Linked DNA regions of Homo sapiens: region 2 is linked to region 1. A link is a loop called in an ENCODE intact Hi-C map of the cell type or tissue named here. Cell type or tissue: PC-9. All regions are shown on one strand. Each heading gives the region's core, and the rest is flanking DNA. Links, peaks and the distances in the headings are about the cores only.

Region 1 (10,019 bases), core at 1,080-9,079:
TCATCCTTGTCTCAGAGCACCCTGGCCTCTGCAGCTGTAGATGCCCTGGTCTAGAGTCCTGCTTCCTGGATCTACTGTCCTCTCAACTGACGCTGGACAGGAGCCAGCCCCTGAGCCCTCACTGTGACTAAGCTGTGCTGAGTTCCAGGAAGAAGTGGAGGAAACATTTCTCTTCCCAATTCAGTGTCACTTGGGCCTGAATGTGGCACTAGTTATGCCTAAACCCCATGAAATATAACAAAGCCTCTTAAAACCAGGCTGCTGGGCTTACGGGTCTAGCCCCTCTCTCCATGGGGCTAGGTTGGGGAGCAGCCAGTGGTGACCATTGTCCTTATTCTCTTCACTGTCCTTTCTCTACCAATCTACTCCACAGGCATCCCTGCATACAACTCCCTCCTGGCAGCCCCATTCTCTACACAAATACTCATGCAAATACACTTCCGAGAGCCAGCCCCACATAACCTGATAGGTCAGTTCTAGATTTCTCTTTGGGTACAGCCAAGATCCCTGCCCACAGATACAACACACAACACACACACAGTCGACTTACCCCACACCACACCAAACATACTATCAGTATCTTCAGTCTTCAACAGCTCTCTCTCTCCTGGCTCCTTCCCACGGCTCCTTCCTGTGTTTCCACGTGTTCAAGTCTCTTTCATCCTGAACTAAACAAACAACTTAGACCTTCCATAGACCTGCCTCCTCTCTACTTCCCCAACTCTCTTTCATTCTTCAAGGACATATATTTTTCTTTTAACCTAATTTGAAAATTTTACTGATGTTAACTGTAGACACATCAGTATTATTTAATGTTTACAGTGAACATATATTCTATTTATAACTAAAAAAAAATCATAGACTCCATGATGGGTTGAATTATGTCTCTCAAAAAAGAAAAGTTCAGGTCCTAACCCCCAGGACTGCACAGTGTGATCCCATCTGGAGATAGGATAATCAGATTAAAAAGAGGTCATCGTGATGGGCTCTAATCCAATAGGACTGTTGTCTTTATAAAAAGGGGAAATGTGGACACAGACGTACGCACAGGGAGAACACCGTGTGAAGATGAAGGCAGAGATTGGGATGATGCTTCCATAAGCCAAGCTACACCCCAAATCATCAGCAAACCACTAGAAGTGAGGGGGGAAGCTTAGAACAAATTTCTCTCTCAAAAATCTGAGATCAAGTCTGACTTGACCTCACACTTCTAGCCTCAAAACTGTGAGACAGCAAGTTTCTGTTATATAAGCCATTCAGTATTTGGTACTTCATTTTGGCAGCCCAGGACACTGATATTGTCTCTGAATCTCCATTCCCAAATTTCAGTGGTGTCCTCCACCCATCTCTCTCCACTGCCTCATCTCCCATGCATGCATCCACTCATCGATACCAGACCTCTGTGGTCATCATTCTGCTGTCATTTTCTCATCTAAGCCACCAATGACCTTGTTGCTAATACTGATGGAACATTCTTCAGCTCTTTCCCAACCCCTCTGCAACATTTTACCTTGTTTCTCTGTCCCTTCTTTCTCTTGTCTTCCATGGCACTGCACTGCCGAATCTTTCTCCTGCTTCTTTGGTTTGCCTTAGTGCCCTTTGGATTTCCCTCCAATTGCCACTTCCTTAAGTGGAAACGTTCCTCGGGGTTCTAGCTCAAGTCCTCTTATCTTGACAGGTTAGCCTATTCTTGAGGATTCTTATCCATTCCTGTTGGCTTTAAGCATCATCTGTCATCAGAATCTCTCATTTAGATTTTTCTCCCGGATTTCAGGCTCCTTCGTGATCAGAGCTCATTTGTTTGATGGAAAAAGAAACCCACTCAAACTAGTATGCGTGAAAGGGGGTTTCTTGGGTGGAATCAGGGTTACTTGACTGCTGTAAATAGCGAGAATTACACACCTCACAAAGGAGGGACAGAAGACTGGAGAACAAAGCCCAACTTTCTCCACATCCCTCCCCCGTGCCACCTACTCCCCATCTTTCAGCAGATTCCAGGGGAGAAACACCCAGGGACTTCCCCTGGGTTCCCTAAGCTTGCCCTCGAAGGAAGTACAAGCTCAGTTACCTGTCTGTAGTCTGGTCTCTGCTTTCCTCCCAACCCTCATCTCTCTGCTCACTCAGTCACTTTCTAGGTGCCAACCACACCAGCTTTCTTCAAATCCCTGGGGGCCTCCAGCGTGCTGGCCTCCAGGCCCTGGGTATGACTCCTTTCATCTTCCTAGAACAAGCCACCTCCCTTTCCACTTGGCTAACTCCAACTCCTCCAGTACATCATAGCGTACATCCACTTCCTTTTGAAAGTGTTCCTGCTCACCTATACTCCGCCGCCACCACAATTCTGAGTTTATTATTCTGGATTTGGGGCTCCCAGCACCCAATGTTTCCCACATCATGCACCCACACTGTGTGGCATTTCCATCTATTCTTCCACGCCCCCCACTGAGCTGAAAAGCTGGAAGCATCTGTGGGACACAGCTGAGCTTGGTAAGGTGTGTTTGTTAAAAATCACAGGAACCTTTGAGCTAGCACAGGCCAGTGTCAACCTCAGTACTACTGACATTTTGGGCGGAATCGTTCTTTTGGGGGAGAGCTGTCTCGTGTGCAGCACAGGATGCCACACAGCACTGTTGGCCTCTACCCACCAGATGCCAGTTACACTCTCCCCTCCCTCAGTCAAGACAAAAAAAAGTCTCCAGATGTTGCCAAGTGTTGCCAAAGTGTTGCCAAAATTGCTCTTGGTTGAGAACCACTGGTTTAGGCTAACAGGGGTGTTTGTCACAGGGATACTGGTGAGAACAAGGGGCTGATGTCGTTAGGGATTCCAGCAAGTGGACTTCCTGTGTTCCCCAGAATCTTGACTTAGGGGCTGAAACAGCTCTGCAAATGGTGTCTGCCTGGAGTGTGGTCTGTGGACTATGAAGAGCAAGGTGCAACCAGCAGGAGCTGATGCCCACGCATCAGGCAGGTCGTGGAGGCCACGCAGGAGAGTTGGGCTTTCTCCTCCTCACATGTTGGATGCAGACAGGAAGCAACATGGTGATATTTGCAATGTAGACAGATGGAGGCAGCAATGTGAGCAGATGTGCAAAGGGTGGAGGTTTAAGACAAGAAGTCTGGACTCTCCATTAGAGGGCTGCAAGATAGGCTGTCACAATGGTGTGAATGAAAAATGTGAGAGCTTCAACTGAGGCAGCAGTTATGCCACCTTCTCCCTCTTAGTATTTGTGGTAATGCTCGGAGAAGTACACTTTTTAACCTTTTTATTTGGTAATTTGTTTCTTCTTGGTAGGAACAAAGACCTGGATACAAGCAAGGAAAATAGGGTACTTAACTAATTTCCTAGGCTACCTTAAAAACTAAGAGAAATGGAAAATTTGATGGAGAAAAGAAACATTGTAATTTGTTTGTCATAAATTACATTGTAATTTAAATGTGAGACATTAGAACAATTTAGTTTTTATTCCTGCCTATATTATTACATACCATTCTTCCTTGTTTTGAAACTCTTAACTAGGTGAGGCAGAGCTAGAAATTGTCTCCTTATATACTTTTCCTGAACAAAGGAATTCCAAATTTTTGCTGGCCTCATAGCTTTTGGAGTAAGGTTTTACAGGTATGATAAGGAGACTAAGTTCTGGCCTGATATAGCAGAAGTGAGGAATGTGATTCTTAGAAGTTTTCCTAAAGGGAGGAAGTGAATTCTTTGTTCTGTTTTGCACTGGCTTGAAGGCAGACATGGTGGCTGGCGCTTCAGTAACTATATTGGGCCATGAGCTGAAAGCACGTGTTGAGGATGTGGCACCGCAAAATAAAGAAGCCCCGCTTCCTGATCCTGCAGAACAAGGGCCAGCAAACTTTTTCTCTAAAGGGCCGAATCTTCAGTTTCGTAGACCCTACAGGTCTCTGTCACCACTAGTCAATTCTGCCATTTGAGAGTGAAAATATCCATGGAAAATATAGAATAAATGAGTTTCTAATGTTCCAATTTGTTTTTCGATAAAACTTTATTTATGGACATTGAAATTTGAATCCCTTATAATTTTCTTTTTTTAAAATTCTATGCAAGGAAACAGTAGAATCTCTCATCATTTTCAGCCATTTAAAAAAGGAATAATAATTCCTAGCTCCAAAGCTATACAAAGACCCTGGGGCCAGATTTGGCATGGGGCATGTTTTGTCCACCCCTGAAATAAATCACCATACAGCCCCAAATTGTTGATCTTTAGGCTTTACCTACAGGAAAGAGACACTTTGGTGTTGCTTCTGCTAGATGGAGTTTGCTCTGATTCAGCAAAACGAATTCCTGACTTATGATTACTAGATGCAGCAGCCCCTGGGGGTGCTCCACCCACACGCAACCCATATCAATTCTTTTCCAGCTCCGTGCACCCTTCCGGGTTTCTGTGGCTTGCTTCCAAGGCTCAAACTTGCAACTCTCTTTTAAGATAACCTTAGGTCCACTGGCACCTGTGGCTGGAAAGTTGGAAGTGCCTGAGAATTTACATGCCCTCTGGGCAGCCCTTCCCTAGAGAACTTCAAAGCCTCGCTGACTTTTGCATCTGGACGAACTCAGACAGAATTTTTACCCTGGAGTTCCCCTGTAGAATCAGGCACAGGCCTCCCTCCTCAGGACTTTGCCTGACATCACACCTTTGTTTGGTTTGCTCCCGGCTCCTGTCCTGTTTTTCCTGCTCTTTCCTGGACTTCCTATGGGAGCACTTCCTTCACAATTCACGTGCACATAGCCCTTGTCAAGGTCTACTTCTGGAAGCTTCAATCTAAGCCATAGTAATCATCCTTGCTCAAGGAGATTTTTCTCCAGACTCCAATAAAACAGAAGAAACAGCAGTCTCCTCTTTACAGAAATAAAAAGGAGTGTTCTAGCTAAAGCCCTTTTTACAGAGCAGCATAATGGGTAAGAGCAGGGGCTCCAGAGTCAGCCTGCTTATAAACAGTCTTTTGGAGCCTCAAGATTCCTCATCTGTAAATTGGAGCTAATGACAATGACAGCACAGGGGTTGTGTTGAGGCTATGTTGAATATCATGGCACTTACACATCCCATCCAGCACACAAGAAACACTCCATAAAAGTTAGTTACTATGAGCATCATTAATATGTTGTCTGAGGCATTTTGACACAACCACTGCTACTTGTAAATTCCAACACAGAATTTTCTTGGTACATAATAGAAAAACAAGTGCTATCTGCTGCTCTGTGAGAAGCTGATGATGAATTACCAAATAAGATTTTCTACTTTGTAGGTATATTTGAATATCAGTATGTCCAATTAATTCAGTATAAATATAAAGGACACATCCTGCTTGAAAATGTCAGCAATAAGTTAGGCAAATGGCTGCATTCTGAAACCAGGCATACCTGGACCATACTCCCAAATATGCTGCTCCTGTAGAGACTTCAGTATTGATTTACCCAATCAGATTGCCAATACTTACCTCCTAAGGTTATTGTGAAGATTAGACAAAACTCTGCATAAAAAACACTTAGCTACTCTTTATTAGGAATTTACTATGTTCCCGGCACTGTGCTATTGTTATCCATGCCCAATTCCCCGGAAGAGAAGTGGAAAGATTCCATACATCACTGGGATACCTTTACCCTGATGACAAAGGCAGCAATGGCACCGACTCCCAGAAGATAATCTTTTAGAAAATAATCACCTGGTTTTTTCCTCGGCCATTAGCCTTCTTGGGTCAGTTTGCTAGAAACCAACCCCCCAACAACAAAGAAACTCCAAGGAAAATGAGCCTCTTCATTGCTGCTGAAAGCAGGGGGAACTGCGTCCTCTTACAGGCTCTTTACTATGGTTGATACAAGTGAGTCTCCATTTTTTAGCTTCAGTACCATCCAGTCAATGCTTTGTAGGAAGAGCTGCATGTCGGAGTGTTAACCCGCCAGTGTTTGTGCATCTCTCTGGGAGCCCTCCTGGCAGAGCCCTCCTCTGCACCAGCACAGAGGTCTGATGTGGGACGGTCAGGCTATCAGAGCTCAAAGAGAAAACAAATCTCTTCTGTATAGGCCAGGAAGGCCTCACCAAGGAGCCTTTTTGCTCTGCTTGGGAGGGAATGGAAAGAAAAAAAGGGAAAACCACACCCTTCGAAGGCCTCAGTAAATATTTGAAGCGTGCCTAGGTTTGGCCAAATGAGAACTCCCCTTATTTAAGTATTTATGAAATGATCAAATAGCAGGATTGTATTTCCATGAGCTAGAGAGTTCTTATTTAGTGACACAGATTTTTTTTTTGTTCAAACTTTTTTCTTTTTTTGCCACATTCAGCAATTGCTATCAGATGCTGAATGTCTGTGGTCACATACTCAGCTTCCTGTTTATAAATGCGCTCTGTTTTCAGTGAGTCAGCAGTTTCTTGTTCTACAGAGAGGTAAAACTGGTGGTGTCAGGGCCGTGGGGGGTTGAATGAGCTTTGTGAATGGCCCAGTGTGTGCTGGGCCTCAGGATTTGTGTGAACAGGTACTCACACTGTCTGTGGCTGTCCATAAGCTGAAATAATTCAGCCCAGTGAGTTTGGTGGTTTCTCATCTGATTCTGTCCAAGCGAAACAAAGCCAGACACTAAAGTGGTAAGGACAGACATTAACCAGTAATAACTATTGCAATAGGGAAGAGTCCAATGTAAACTGAACTCAGCTTCAATTTGTGCAGAGGTGACTGGACTTTTTTTTTTTTTTTTTTTTTGGAGACGGAGTTTTGCTCTTGTCACCCAGGCTGGAGTGCAATGGCACAATCTCGGCTAACTGCAACCTCCACCTCCCAGGCTCAAGTGATTCTCCTGCCTCAGCCTCCTGAGTAGCTGGGATTACAGGTACCTGCCATCACACCCGGCTAATTTTTTGTATTTTTAGTAGAGATGGGTTTTGCCATGTTGGCCAGGCTGGTCTCGAACTCCTGACTTCAGGTGATCCATCCGCCTGGGCCTCCCAAAGTGCTGAGATTACAGGTGTGAGCCACCATGCCTGGCCAGACTAGGCATTTTTAGGGAAGAATGAGGGAATAGGAAGGAGGGCAAACAGAACCAGTAGGGTCAGGGAAGTGAAAAATTACGAAGGGCTGTTCAGTATAAATGCAATCAGACCAGCTGTGCCTGCTAGCTGGCAGTTAGGAAAGTTAGGATTCTATCCTCTCTGAGACTGGGAGACAGAGGTCCTTACCCTTCCTGATGATTACATTCAAAGGAATAGCTTTCAGGGCCTTGAGAAACACACTCCTGGGTTGTAGGAGATACATATACATCTCAAAGGTTACAGAGAACTCAAAATTGCCCTTCTTAGTAAGTGCTCTACGAAAGAGTGGTCAGGCTAGTTCCAGGTGTGGGCTAGAGCAAGCAGTAAATCCCCCTGGGCAGCCTTGAGTTTTCTCAGGCAGGCATCCTTAAGGGGGTAGGAGCATCCTGGGGATGTGGCCTTGAGGTATTGGAAACCTTATTAGCGATTGTGCAAGTGTTTTAGAGCAAGGCTGAGGCCTGGCTGAGAAGAGGGCTCAGAAGAGCCTGACTAGAGTTTGCTCAAGGTCAGAGTCTTTGTCACTGTGAGGCAGCCCAGGGTCTGTCTTTGGCACTTCACTCACTTGCTTTGGTGCTACTGCTTCCTGACCTCGCCTACCAGTCCCGTTGTCAGCTGCAGTGGCCTCCAGCTGCCAGGTGGGCTGGAACTTCAAACGACTGATGTCCTTGAAGAGCCTGGGAGTTCTGGACTTTCCTGCCTCCCCTCCCTTGGCCCCAGCACACACTGCTCCATCTGCCCCTCCTTCCACACCCTCTTGTAAGCCAGCTCCACATCGCCTTTGGAATTCGGTTTTTCCTTCATCTCTTCGTGTGAAAGCCTCCCCTGAGCTCCAGTACCTGGGTTTGGCATTCCCACAACACCAAGCTCTTCTCTCCTGGAGCATTTATTGCACTGTATTTCAGAGAATAGTTAAGCACTGGTTTCCCCCACTAAACTGTAAGCCATAGGAGAGCAGGGACTAGGTGCAATTCAATCAGCAGGTGCTTACTAAGTGCTTGCTGAGGAGTGGATGGGTGGTACCTGTCCTTTGATGCCTCCTCTCAGGACCCTGTTCTTAATGATTGGGAACACAGGCTCTGGGTTTGAATCCCAGCTTTTCCAATTACTCGCTGTGTGACCTTGAGCAAGGTGCTTCACCCCTCTTTGCCTAAGTCATCTCGACTGTCAGGAGGGTAGATGATGATCTCCATCTCACCGGCTGTGAGGGTTAAAGGTGTTGTATGTGTACCTGCTTGGAAGAGAGCCAGGCACAAGGAATCTTCAGTATTATTACCATTGTGTGTTCCAAGGAGGCCATCGGCTACTCTGCCAATGATTCATTGAGTGAATAAACGCCCAACAGGGCATTGGCCTTTACTGCTTCTGTTTTCTAACCGAGAAGAATGACTTTGAGAAACTCAATACCTTACTCCCCACCGAAGCCTGGCTGGCTGGTGTTCTGATGTGGGGCAGGTGCCACGTGGAGCCATGGAAGCTGAAGGGCAGAGCTGTACCTGGCCAGGACACTGCCTCCGCCTCAGCAGCTTCCCTCTCTACTCTCCCATCTCTGTTTCCCCCAGAATTGCCTGCGCTCAGGTGCAGCTTTCCTCCCCTGCCCGTTCCAACCTGGACCCTCCCCACAAACTCTCTCACACTCTCTCTCTGTCTCTCTATCACTTACACCCTCGCACGCACATCCTTGCAGGCACACTCACACTCTCACATGCACACTTTCACGTGTATATTCTTACACTCACACACATTCTCATACACACTCATGCACACTCACACACACACTCATTCTCACACTGTCTCACACTGTCTTCATCATTCACACGTACACAGTCACAAACACTCACACACTCTCACGTGCACATTTACGCTCCCATATACTCTTACACCCACACACGCACACACTTTCTCATGCACACTCACATATACACACATTCATACTCTCAACTTTCTCCTTGTCTCTCCCATGTACACACACACACTTTCTGATGCACTCACACTCCCACATGAACATTCACACTCTAACTCATATATTCTTACAAGCATACACACACACACTTTCTCATGCACACACACCGTCATATGCACACTCACACATGTTCATACACTGCCTTATGCTTTCTATTTGTCTCTCCCATGTACACACACACACACTTTCTGATGCACTCACTCTCATATGCACACTCATGCACACTTACGCCCACACTTACACACACTCTCACACTGTCATCCACAAAACAACAGGAGCTAAGATCACCAGTGGCCTCTGTGCCATGGAGGCCCAGGACATTTTCAGTCTGCAGTTCCCCAACCCCTCCCAGCAGCATCAGAGTTGCTGGGTCCCCTTCCCTGTCAGGACACTCTCCCTCCTTGGATTCCAGGGCCCAGCGTTCTCCTGGTTTTCCTCCCACCGGTTCTCTGTCTCCTTTGCAGGTCTGCCCTTCCTTACTCGGCCAGTAAGTTCACAGACTCTTCCTCCTCTCTCTTCCTGCCCTCTGCCAGGACATCTGGCATGTGGCTCCAAATACCAGGTACAGGCAAACAGATCATGAGCAACCTCCTTCCTTATACCTGCTCTTCCTTTTACCTGGAATGTATCCTACTTCTAGGTCTCTGTTCAAACGTCACCTTGTCAGAGAGAACATCCCTGGCCACCAGAACTAGAATAGCCCCTTACTCCTTCTCACCATCTATCCCATTAACCCTGGTTTAGTTTTCTTTCTTCCCTGTTACTGCCTGAAATACTCTATATTTGTTTATTATCTGTTCATCCCTACTAGAGGGTAAGCTCTGGGAGAATTTGCAGCAGATACTAGTCTAGGTGCCAGAGACATAGCAGCAAACAAAAATGTTAAGGTCTTAATGAATACTTGAAAAAGTGTGTGAATGAAATGAAATTTTAGCTACAGCATTCCTCCAAGCTCCAGAGCAATAGAGTCAATCACTGACTTGACAGCTTCTCCTGGATGTCTCAGCAGTATCTCAAAC
Region 2 (10,019 bases), core at 1,036-9,035, 91 kb before region 1:
GCCTTGGCCTCCCAAAGTGCTGGAATTATAGGCATGAACCACCACACCTGACCCAGGAGAGTTTTCTTTAACGAGTGATGCTTGATCTCAGTTTTGAAAAGTATAGAGGTGTTCACCTAGAGGAGAGGAAAGAACAGAGCATTCTGGAAAGAGGACTGTGGAGCAAAGGCAAAGAGATATTACATAGCCTGGCATGGTTTGGGAACTATAAGCAGTTGAAGTTGGTAGTGAATGGGGCATGAGAGGAAGGGGAGGTAGGCAGAGGCATGATCGTAGAGAACCCTGTATTCCAATCCAAGAATCAAAGTCATCATCCTGAAGGCTGTGGGGGCAATATTGAGGAGATTCCCAGAAAATGAGTGATATTTACTTGTCTTCATGACAGCAAATTGAACAGCAGGGGTTGAAAACAGGGGAAGGCTAAGTAGCAGATCATTGCAATAGACCAGAAAAATGAAGGCTTGAAACTTCAACGGGCAACAGGGATGAAGAGTTGAGAACAGATTTGAGAGAAGTGAAAGGAGTAGGATCTGCAGAACTTGGAGACTGACCGGATTCTGGAAGATTAAGGAGATGGAGATGTCAAGGGTGAATGGTTCCCAGTTTATTATTTAGGAACCCGAAGGAATGCTGGTGTGTGCGGAATTGGTGGGTTCTTGGTCTCACTGACTTCAAAAATGAAACCACGGACCCTCGCGAAGAGTATTACAGTTTTTTTAAAAAAAAAAAAAAAAAGACGGAGTCTCGCTCTTTAGACCAGGCCGGACTGCAGTGGCCCTATCTCGGCTCACTGCAAGCTCCGCCTCCTGGGTTCATGCCATTCTCCTGCCTCAGCCTCCCAAGTAGCTGAGATTACAGGCCCCCGCCACCGTGCCCAGCTAATTTTTTGTATTTTTAGTAGAGACAGGGTTTTACCGTGTTAGCCAGGATGGTCTCGATATCCTGACCTCGTGATCCACCCGCCTTGGCCTCCCAAAGTGCTGGGATTACATGTTACAGTTCTTAAAGGCGTCGTGTCCAGAGTTTGTTCCTTCTGATATTCGGATGTGTTCAGAGTTTCTTCCTTCTGGTGGATTCCTGGTCTCGCAAGCTCAGGAGTGAAGCTGCAGACCTTCCCGGTGAGTGTTACAGCTCTTAAGTCGGAGAGTCTGGAGTTGTTCATTCCTCCGGGTGGGTTCATGGTCTCGCTGGCTTCAGGAGTGAAGCTGCAGACCTTCCCTGTGAGTGTTACAGCTCATAAGGGGAATGTGGACCCAAAGAGTGAGCACCAGCAAAATTTATTGCAGAGCGAAAGAACAAAGCTTCCACAGTATGGAAGGTGACGGGTTGTCACTGCTGGCTCGGGCAGCCTGCGTTTGGTCTCTTATCTGGCCCCACCCACATCCTGCTGATTGGTCCACTTTACAGAGAGCTGATTGGTCTGTTTTACAGAGAGCCGATTGGTCCGTTTTGACAGGGTGCTGATTGGTTCATTTACAATCCCTGAGCCAGACACAAAAGTGAGTGCTGATTGGTGCATTTACAAACCTTGAGCTAGATAGAGTGCTGATTGGTGTATTCACAATCCCTTAGCTAGACATAAAGATTCTCCAAGTTCCCGCTAGACTCGGGAGCCCAGCTGGCTTCACCCAGCGGGTCATGCACCAGGCAGCAGATGGAGCTGCCTGCCAGTCCAGTGCCGTGGGCCCGCATTTCTCAGCCCTTGGGCGGCGGATGGGACCGGCCGCTGTGGAGCAGGGGGCGGTGCTCCTCGGGGAGGCTTGGGCCATGCAGGAGCCCACAGCGGGGGGTGGGGGAGGCTCAGGCATGGCAGGCTGCAGGTCCTGAGCCCTGCCCTGCTGGGAGGCAGCTAAGGCCCCGCGAGAAATCGAGCGCAGCACCCGTGGGCCAGCACTGCTGGGGGACCCGGCGCACCTTCCGCAGCTGCTCGCCGGGTGCTAAGCCCCTCAGTGCCCGGGACCAGCAGGCCGGCCGCCCGCTCAGAGTGTGGGGGGCCCGCCAAGCCCACGCCCACCCGGAACTCTGGCCCGCAAGGCTGCGCGCAACCCCGGTTCCCGCCCGTGCCTCTTCCTCCACACCTCCCTGCAGGCTGAGGGAGCCGGCTCCGGCCTCAGCAGTCCCAGGGAAGGTTTCCCACGGTGCAGCGGGGGGCTGAAGGGCTCCTCAAGCATGGCCAGAATGGGCGCCCAGGCCGAGGAGGCATCGAGAGCAAGCGAGGGCTGCCAGCACGCTGTCACCTCTCACTGGTGCCTCTCATTTGAAAGGGATGTAGGAAGAAGAGCTTAATGGGGTACTCTCAGAAAAAGAATGCCGGGTTCTCTCTTATTAATGGCTTCCATCTGTTGATGGCACTGCTCTATCAGCTGTGAGGAGTGTGGCAGGCAAAGTGCAGGGGAGCTTATCAGTCCCAGCTTCACATCGTAGGTGGCTAAAGAGTTTTCACTCAGATCAAACCCAGAACTGGAGCAGCCTGCTTTAACACCACAGAGAAAAATGTCCTTCCAAAGCTATGGCTCCACTGGCTCTGACCCCATCGGGGTCACACTTCATCACACTGAAGAACCCAGTGTGTGCCATTGATTCTAGGGGGAAGATGGTGCTGGGACTTGGCCTAACATCCCAATCAAAAGAAAGCCACTGAAGCATATTCTTTGACACAGGCTAATACGATTGGTGTGTCATGCAAAACGAAAAGTCCACAGTCTGTAGCACCGATAAAGACACTACTCTTTGGCTGCAAAGTATGCATACACTCACATAGCAAAAAAGTAGCCTGGACTAAAGCTCTTCTTACTGTTTGCTATTTTATAGGGGTGTGTGTGTGTGTGTGTGTGTGTGTGTATATATATACACACACACACATATATGTATATATAAATGGTTTATATGATATATAAATTGGTATATACATATATGAATATACAGAATATCATACAGTCATCCCAATATCCTTGGGGGATTGATTTCAGGACTCCTATGGATACCAAAATCTGAGGATGCTCAAGTCTCTCTGGTATAAAATGGTGTAGTATTTGCATATAATTTACACACATTCTCCTATATACTTTTATCGTCTCTAGATTACTTATAATACCTAATAAAATATAAATGATTTGTAGCTAGTTGTTATACTGTATTGTTTTTATTTGCATTATTTGTATTGTATTTTTAATTGTTTTGTATATTTTTCTGAATATTTTTGATCCATAGTTGGTTGAATCCACAGATGTGAAACTTGCAGATATGAAAGAGCTGGCTGTATATGTCTAAGTATATGTATATATCTAAGTGTATGTATACATAAAGTGGTTTTTGTAAGAGATGTGTATATATATATCGTAAATGTATGCTATATACTTATCTTTTCAGTTCACAACTTAATGGGAGCATATATTTTTGAAATTTTTATTATGGAGAATTTCAAATATGTATGAAAGTAGAAGGGATAATGTAATGTATCCGTCACCCAGTTCTAATCATTAGTAAGTCATAGTTAATCTTGTTTCCTCTGACAATGCCCCCACCAATATCTCCTCTTGCCTCCTGGATTATTTTAAAGCAAATATATTGGAAGTGTATGTATGTGTACCTGTATATTAGAAATACTTTTTAATTGGGAACAGTTTTAGATTTAAAGAATTATTTTAAAAATAGTACATAAAATTTCTCTCTACTGCACTCTATTTCCCCTATTAATAACATTTTACAATAGGATGGTACATTTGTAATAATTAGTGAACCAATATTGACACATTATTGTTAACAAAAGTCTATGCTTTCTTCAGATGTCCTCAGTTTTTCCCTAATGTCTTGTTTGCGTTGCATGAGCCTGTTGGAGGGATATTTTATTCTGCCTTTACAAGTCCTTGTGGTCTTGGGTTACATGCTCCACTTCATCTATTTGTGAGTTTTTCAGGTCTAGGAAGCCTGTATGATATTTCAAACCCTTTCCTCCCCTCGCCTTCCTATCTTTATCTCCCATGCTCCAACTTAGTTGGGAAAGGATACCACAGCACACATGTCCCCATTAGGAGCACTGATACCTCTATCACCCTTTGGAGCACTGTGGTCACTTGCTGGATTCCCTTTAAACTGCCATTTTGGAATTCATGCCAAGACACCACTGAATGTAATTTGGGACAGCCTATGAAGCAGAGAATTCAGAAAAAGCCCATGTACCTTTGAAAATACATTTGGGAGGACCACCACATTAACCAAATGAAATAGAACCAACAGTTCCCAGGCTGTTTGGGTTAATTTCTACTTTAGCTGTTCACAGTGTGGGGATTGGGGGGCAGTGATTTAGAGGCTCCACGGAGACCCTAGGAGGTGCTGCTTCTTGGGGTCCAGTCAGTTTGCCCTTCAACACCAAGCAGCCCCCTGGGAGGAAGCCCTGTGCTCTCTGCTGATGGCACAAGAAGTCAGTTCTCTCTGGAGGTGCTTTACTTAAACCAGTGCTGTTTATGGTGCCAGGTTTCTGATGCAATGCCTGCCTCCAGCCAGCCTGTCGAACAAATCGAAGTGTGATGGGTGGCTGGCTTGGGGCCAGAGTGGCGTCACTGCCCATTAATAGAAGTTGATGGAGCTCAGAAAAATGCTTTCAGTCTGGCAACGATCCGACTCCTTCTACACTTTGTCTACCTTGAGGAAAATATATGGAAAAATCAATTTAGGGATGCTTATTTTTACCAGTTTGTGTTAATTTAAGCACCAATTTGCCTAGTTACTGTTAGATTTTTAAAAAATGTTTTGTGACACATCTTGTTTTTTCCTGATTTATATAGTCTTTTATAGGTTCTGTTTCCTTCCAAAAAAAGATCTGAGGTGACTTATTACAAAGGACATTTATTATTAGCATGGAAGTTTTCTCTGCTTTTTCTTGATAATGTTCTGCTTATGTAACTACAGTTGATGAATTAGAGCTTATTTATCTAGGTATTAATATTTCACTTTATTCCATAAAGGAGGGGTCCCCAACCCCCAGGCCATGGACCATTGAGGATCCATGGCCTGCTAGGAACCCGGCTGCACAGCAGGAGGTGAGTGGTGGGTGAGTGAGCATTACTGGCTGAGCTCTGCCTCCTGTCTGGTCAGTGGCATTAGATTCTCATGGGACCGTGAACCCTATTGTGAACTGCACATGTGAGGGATCCGGGTTGCATGCTCCTTATAAGAATCTAATGCCTGATGATCTGTTACTATCTCTTATCACCCCCAGATGGGACCATCTAGTTATAGGAAAATAAGCTCAGGGCTCCCACTGATTCTACATTATGGTGAATAAGTAATAATGATAGAAATAAAGTGTACAGTAAGTGTAACATGCTTGAATCATCCAAAACCTCCCCCCACATTTGTAGCAAAATTGTCTTCCACAAAACCAGTCCCTGGTGCCAAAAAGGTTGCGGACTGCTGCCATAAATGGTATGCACAAAATATACAGATACTTATGCCATACAACAAGGTAAGACAAATTACAAATGTGTGAGAAAGGAAAAAGGAAACCCAAGTTAGTAACATAAAATATAGCTGTAAAATAGGACTTCACAGAAATTCATACCATGAAGTCCTATATACTTGCTCCAAATGGGTTGCACATCAGCAAATGGGGCTCAGAAAAGCCAGTAATAAAGGAAAAACACGATCATTTGGGCAAACTATAGTTCCAATCATCTAAAAAGAAGCCACACAACTCTTTCTGATACTCACATCAAGAAGAACTTAAAGAAGACACTATGTAATAAACATCTTTAACAATATTCTTATTGGAGACTGTTATGGGCTAACTTGTGTTCCCCCCATCCCACCCCTTGTCCTAAATTTATATGTTAAAGTCTCAACCCCCAGTGTCTCAAAATGTAATTATATTTAAAGATAAGGTCTTTAAAGAGGCAACTAAGTTAAGGTGAGATCATTAGGGTAGAACCTAATTCAACATGACTGGTGTCCGTAGGATATAGACAGGCACAGAGACAAAACCATGTGAAGACAAGAAGACACCAAGGAGAGAAGACTCAGAAGAAATCACCTCTGCTGATACCTTCTTTTTGGACTTCTCACCTCCAGAACTGTGAGGAAATAAATTCTGTTGTGTAAGCCACCTACTTTGTGGTACTTTGTGATGGTAGCCCTAGCAAACTAATACAGAGATACAGTAATATGTTTCCTAAGGGCTATCTCTAGTACCATCCCTCTTTTCAGGCTGAAGACAGCACCCTAATTTACCCAGATTCCTCCTTCCCTACTTCCCAAGCCTGCCCCCACATCCCACTGAAATTCACATGACCATTGTAGGAACTATGTGACCTTGCCATGCTGGCCACAGCTAATTGGCCTGGAGGCAAAGAACCTGACCCCAGCTGGCCCAATCAGTCTTTTCCTGGGATTTTTCCACCTGGAACCGAGAGTGCTTGACATTAGTCCTCTCTGGCAGCAGAAGTCATAGGATGTAAGCCTCATAAGCAGTCAGTGGCCATATATTATCCCAAGCAGGGAAGATGAATCTGTGAGAAGGATGAAGCCAGACAAAGACAGTCTTAGCTTCATTCCAATCTCTAGTTCATTCTTTAATTTAACATTATTTATTGAAGGCTTAGTATGTTCCAGGTACTGGTTCAGTCACTCCTGAAGTCCGTTGCATCCCTGCTTTCCTTGCAACATAGTTGTTCCTACCCTTTCATTGATTCCACCACCAATAAAGCCCGCTTTTTGCCTAAGTCAAATGGGGTTGGATTTCTGTTGCTTATAACCAAAGTATACACCACAATCCCCTACATCCTCCTTTCCCCTCTAGTTACTCTGGATTGCTGGCAGCTTCTTGAACAATTTCTGTTGTCACAGGGTAACAAGAGTCAGGTCAAGGGGTAACTATGCTTCCTTTTTTCAGTCTTCTCCATATAAAAATAAACAATGTTCAAATATTAATTATGCTGGTTTCTTTGTTCTGCTTGTAAAAGCTCATCTTTTACCCCCAGATACCTGAGCTGATCCAGACACTCCTCACTCTCCTACACTTGAGGGGATGGTCACAGAGGCTTTTTCTTACAACTATGTGATTATTTCAAAATGTAGGAAGTAGCTAACCACTTTTATAACCTCTCCTAGTGCAGAAATGACTGGTGGTGATGAAATTCAATCATGAACTCACATTGTATGTATTAATGACATTTCTTCCATGTAGTAAACTCCTCTCATTTCTTTAATTTTACTGTTAAGTATCAAGCTGGTACATTATTTGTCCACTTCATATGAAATTTATCTTTTAAGAAAGAGGCACAGAGATTTTTGTGTAGCTTACTTGTATTCTCATTTTGTGGATTTTATATTTTTCCCAGAACAGAGATCAAAAAACTATTAACTGACTTTCAGCCTTAACTAGGAAATGGGCACCCAATCAAAGATTTTTTTTTGAAACATTTCTTCATAGTAGGTACCCATTACATATTGTTGAATAGATGTGTTCTTATTCTGATAAATAACACTGAGTGGAAGACCTAGTACTGTTTTTATTCAGAAATGTCTGTATTATTTCTACTACTGGGTGGAAACACAGAGTTGTTAGCAACTTGAGTTTGCATACCAGAACCGCTATTTAGTAGGTGGTAGGCCTCTGCCAAGTAGGTCACTGGACTGCAGAGCCTCAGTTTTTCTCACCTATAAAATGGGAATTAAAATACCTATTTTGCAGAGTAGTTAGATGATTAAGTCAAATGATGTAGGTAAATGACTGTCATGAGTGCCTGCCATAGTGTGAGTGTTTCAGTTAGTTTTAGGTGTCAACTTGACAGAATTAAGGAATACCTAGAGAGCCAGTGAAGGATTACTTCTGGGAAGGTTCATGAGAATGCTTTCAGAGGAGACTGGTTTGTGTGTTTGTGGACTGAGTCGGGGATATCTGCCCTCAATGTGGGTGAGCACCATCCTATTGGCTGGGGACTTGATAGAACAAAAAAGGCAGGGAAAAGGTGATTGTTTTCTCTCTCTTTCCTGTAACTGGGCCACTCTTATTCTCCTGACCTTGGACATCAAAAACTCCAGCCTTTCTTGCTTTTAAACTCCAGAGCTTACACCAGAGGCCCCCACCTCCGGGTCTCAGGCCCTCAGGCCCTCAATCTTGGACTGATAATTATACCATCAGCTTTCTTAATTCTGTAAAAGCTTTCAGACTTTGGCTGAGCCATGCTACCAGCATCCCAGGGTTTCCAGCTTACAGACAGCATGTCATGAGACTTCTCAGCCTCTATAATCATATAAGCCAATTCTAATAAATCCCCTCTCATGTCTACCTATCTATCTATCTATCTATCTATCTATCTGTCTATATTTTATTGGTTCTGTCTCTCTGGAGACTGCTACTATAATGGACATTCAAGAAATTGTATTATTGTCCAATTCACTGTATAATTGCTTGCCTGTAATTTTCAATTGCCTTATATGTTACTGTCTATCCTTTCTTTTATAATTTTCTTTTTATCATTTGATACATATGATTGTGCTTTGGGTGACACAAGACCGCTACCCAGACATTTTTTTTTTTAACTTTAGCATGCCTTTCAGCCAAAGATCAGCAGGAACACATCTGTTGGGTTTATTACTATTGCAGGGAAGGAAACCACACACCATGGGGAACCCTCTTAGTAAGAAGGAGTTAGAGAGGACTTACCGGATTTAGGCTTGCATTAGGTGATTTAGGGAGCAGTAAAAGAAATAGGGCTTTTGTATGGGTTGGATGATCTCAGGAAGAAGGGGTAATTCTATGATTGGGTATCTTAATAAATCTTCTGTAAAAAGAGGGGAGGCTAAGATTGTAATTGGTAAAGAAACAGCAGTCACTCAGATTAGTAAGAACAGGGGGATGTTTGGTCCTTGTTGTGGTTTGGGCAATGTTCATATTTTTGTCTGTGTTCACACATGATACACAGTGGTCTTGTTTATATCTTGATCTATCACGGTCAACAGAGTGACCTTGAAGATCCTGATGTTCTGAGAAATTGTTTACATTCAACAGAAGAACACTATGACCCATCTCTAAGTGCCAGGCTAGTTCCTAACAACAACAAGACCTAGCTGTAAGTGTCAGGCCAGTTTCCAGAGGTCAGGCTGCTTTTCTCATTCTTATGTATTAGCATGCTCTGTAATAGAATTTAGGTGCAGACAACAGACACCACTCTAGCTGTCTCATGAGAACATGACTTAATATAGGGAATTAGGTGCTTACAAAATTGTTGGAAGGACTGGAATAACAGCTCTGGGCTTGGAATCCAGGAACAACTCCAAGAACTGCTGCATAGAGCTAGTCCTCCATGGGAGCTGCCAGCTATTCCTTCTCCACCTTTGTGATTGTGGTGACCGCTGCTGAAATTCTTGGCTCCAGGAACACATTAGCTAATTTGCTCTTCAGAGATCAGGAAACTGTTGCTGCAACTATTACTTTTATTTATTTATTTATTATTTTTAGATGGAGTCTTGCTCTGTTGCCCAGGGTGGAGTGCAATGGCACGATCTCAGCTCACTGCAACCTCTGCCTCCCGGGTTCAAGCGATTCTCCTGCCTCAGCCTCCTGAGTAGCTGGGATTACAGGCATGCATCACCACACCTGGCTAATTTTTGTATTTTTAGTAGAGACGGGGTTTCACCATTTTGGCCAGGCTGATCTTGAACTCCTGACCTCGTTCTTTGCCCACCTCAGCCTCCCAAAGTTCTGGGATTACAGGCATGAGCCACTGCACCCAGCCTACTTTTTAAAAAATGTTTTATTTATTATATTTGTATGTGTTATTTTATTTAGAGATGGCATCTTTCTGTGTCACCCAGGCTGGTGTGCAGTGGTGAAATCACAGCTCACTGCAGCCTCAAACTCTTGGGCTCAAGAGATTCTCCCACCTCAGTCTCCCAAGTAGCTAACTAGGACTGCAGGCTAATTTTAACTATTACCTTTAAAGCCGTACAACACCTGCTAGGTCCATAGTAACTCCTCTGAGTCCTGCCTCTTGGCTGTCGCCAGTAGTAACCAAAGCAGC

Evidence for each region. Hi-C counts contacts between places; a loop is a spot of excess contacts. Peaks named below come from ENCODE experiments on the same cell type or tissue, not always from the same donor. Only the 100,000 strongest peaks of a DNase experiment are listed, where the experiment ranks them.
Region 2: a loop joins it to region 1, with 2.0 times the contacts of the local background. A loop is called at or near these places in 11 of 110 quality-filtered maps.

The regions. Positions count from the first base shown.
Region 1 is chr5:54,738,177-54,748,195 of GRCh38, forward strand. LINC02998 (long intergenic non-protein coding RNA 2998) reads right to left here and starts at 6,082. Exons shown (of 3, transcript NR_104658.1): 1 at 5,683-6,082. RefSeq lists an enhancer at 6,304-6,448 and a cis regulatory region at 6,371-6,381. In PC-9, for the core only: CTCF peaks have their summits at 4,616 and 4,819; DNase peaks (open chromatin) are centred at 4,485 and 6,295; H3K27ac peaks cover 4,140 bases.
Region 2 is chr5:54,647,329-54,657,347 of GRCh38, forward strand. It overlaps a transcript of SNX18 not described here. Among named protein-coding and RNA genes, the nearest start is that of LINC02998, 92 kb to the right of the region's middle. In PC-9, for the core only: no CTCF peak of the experiment used is centred there; a DNase peak (open chromatin) is centred at 4,533.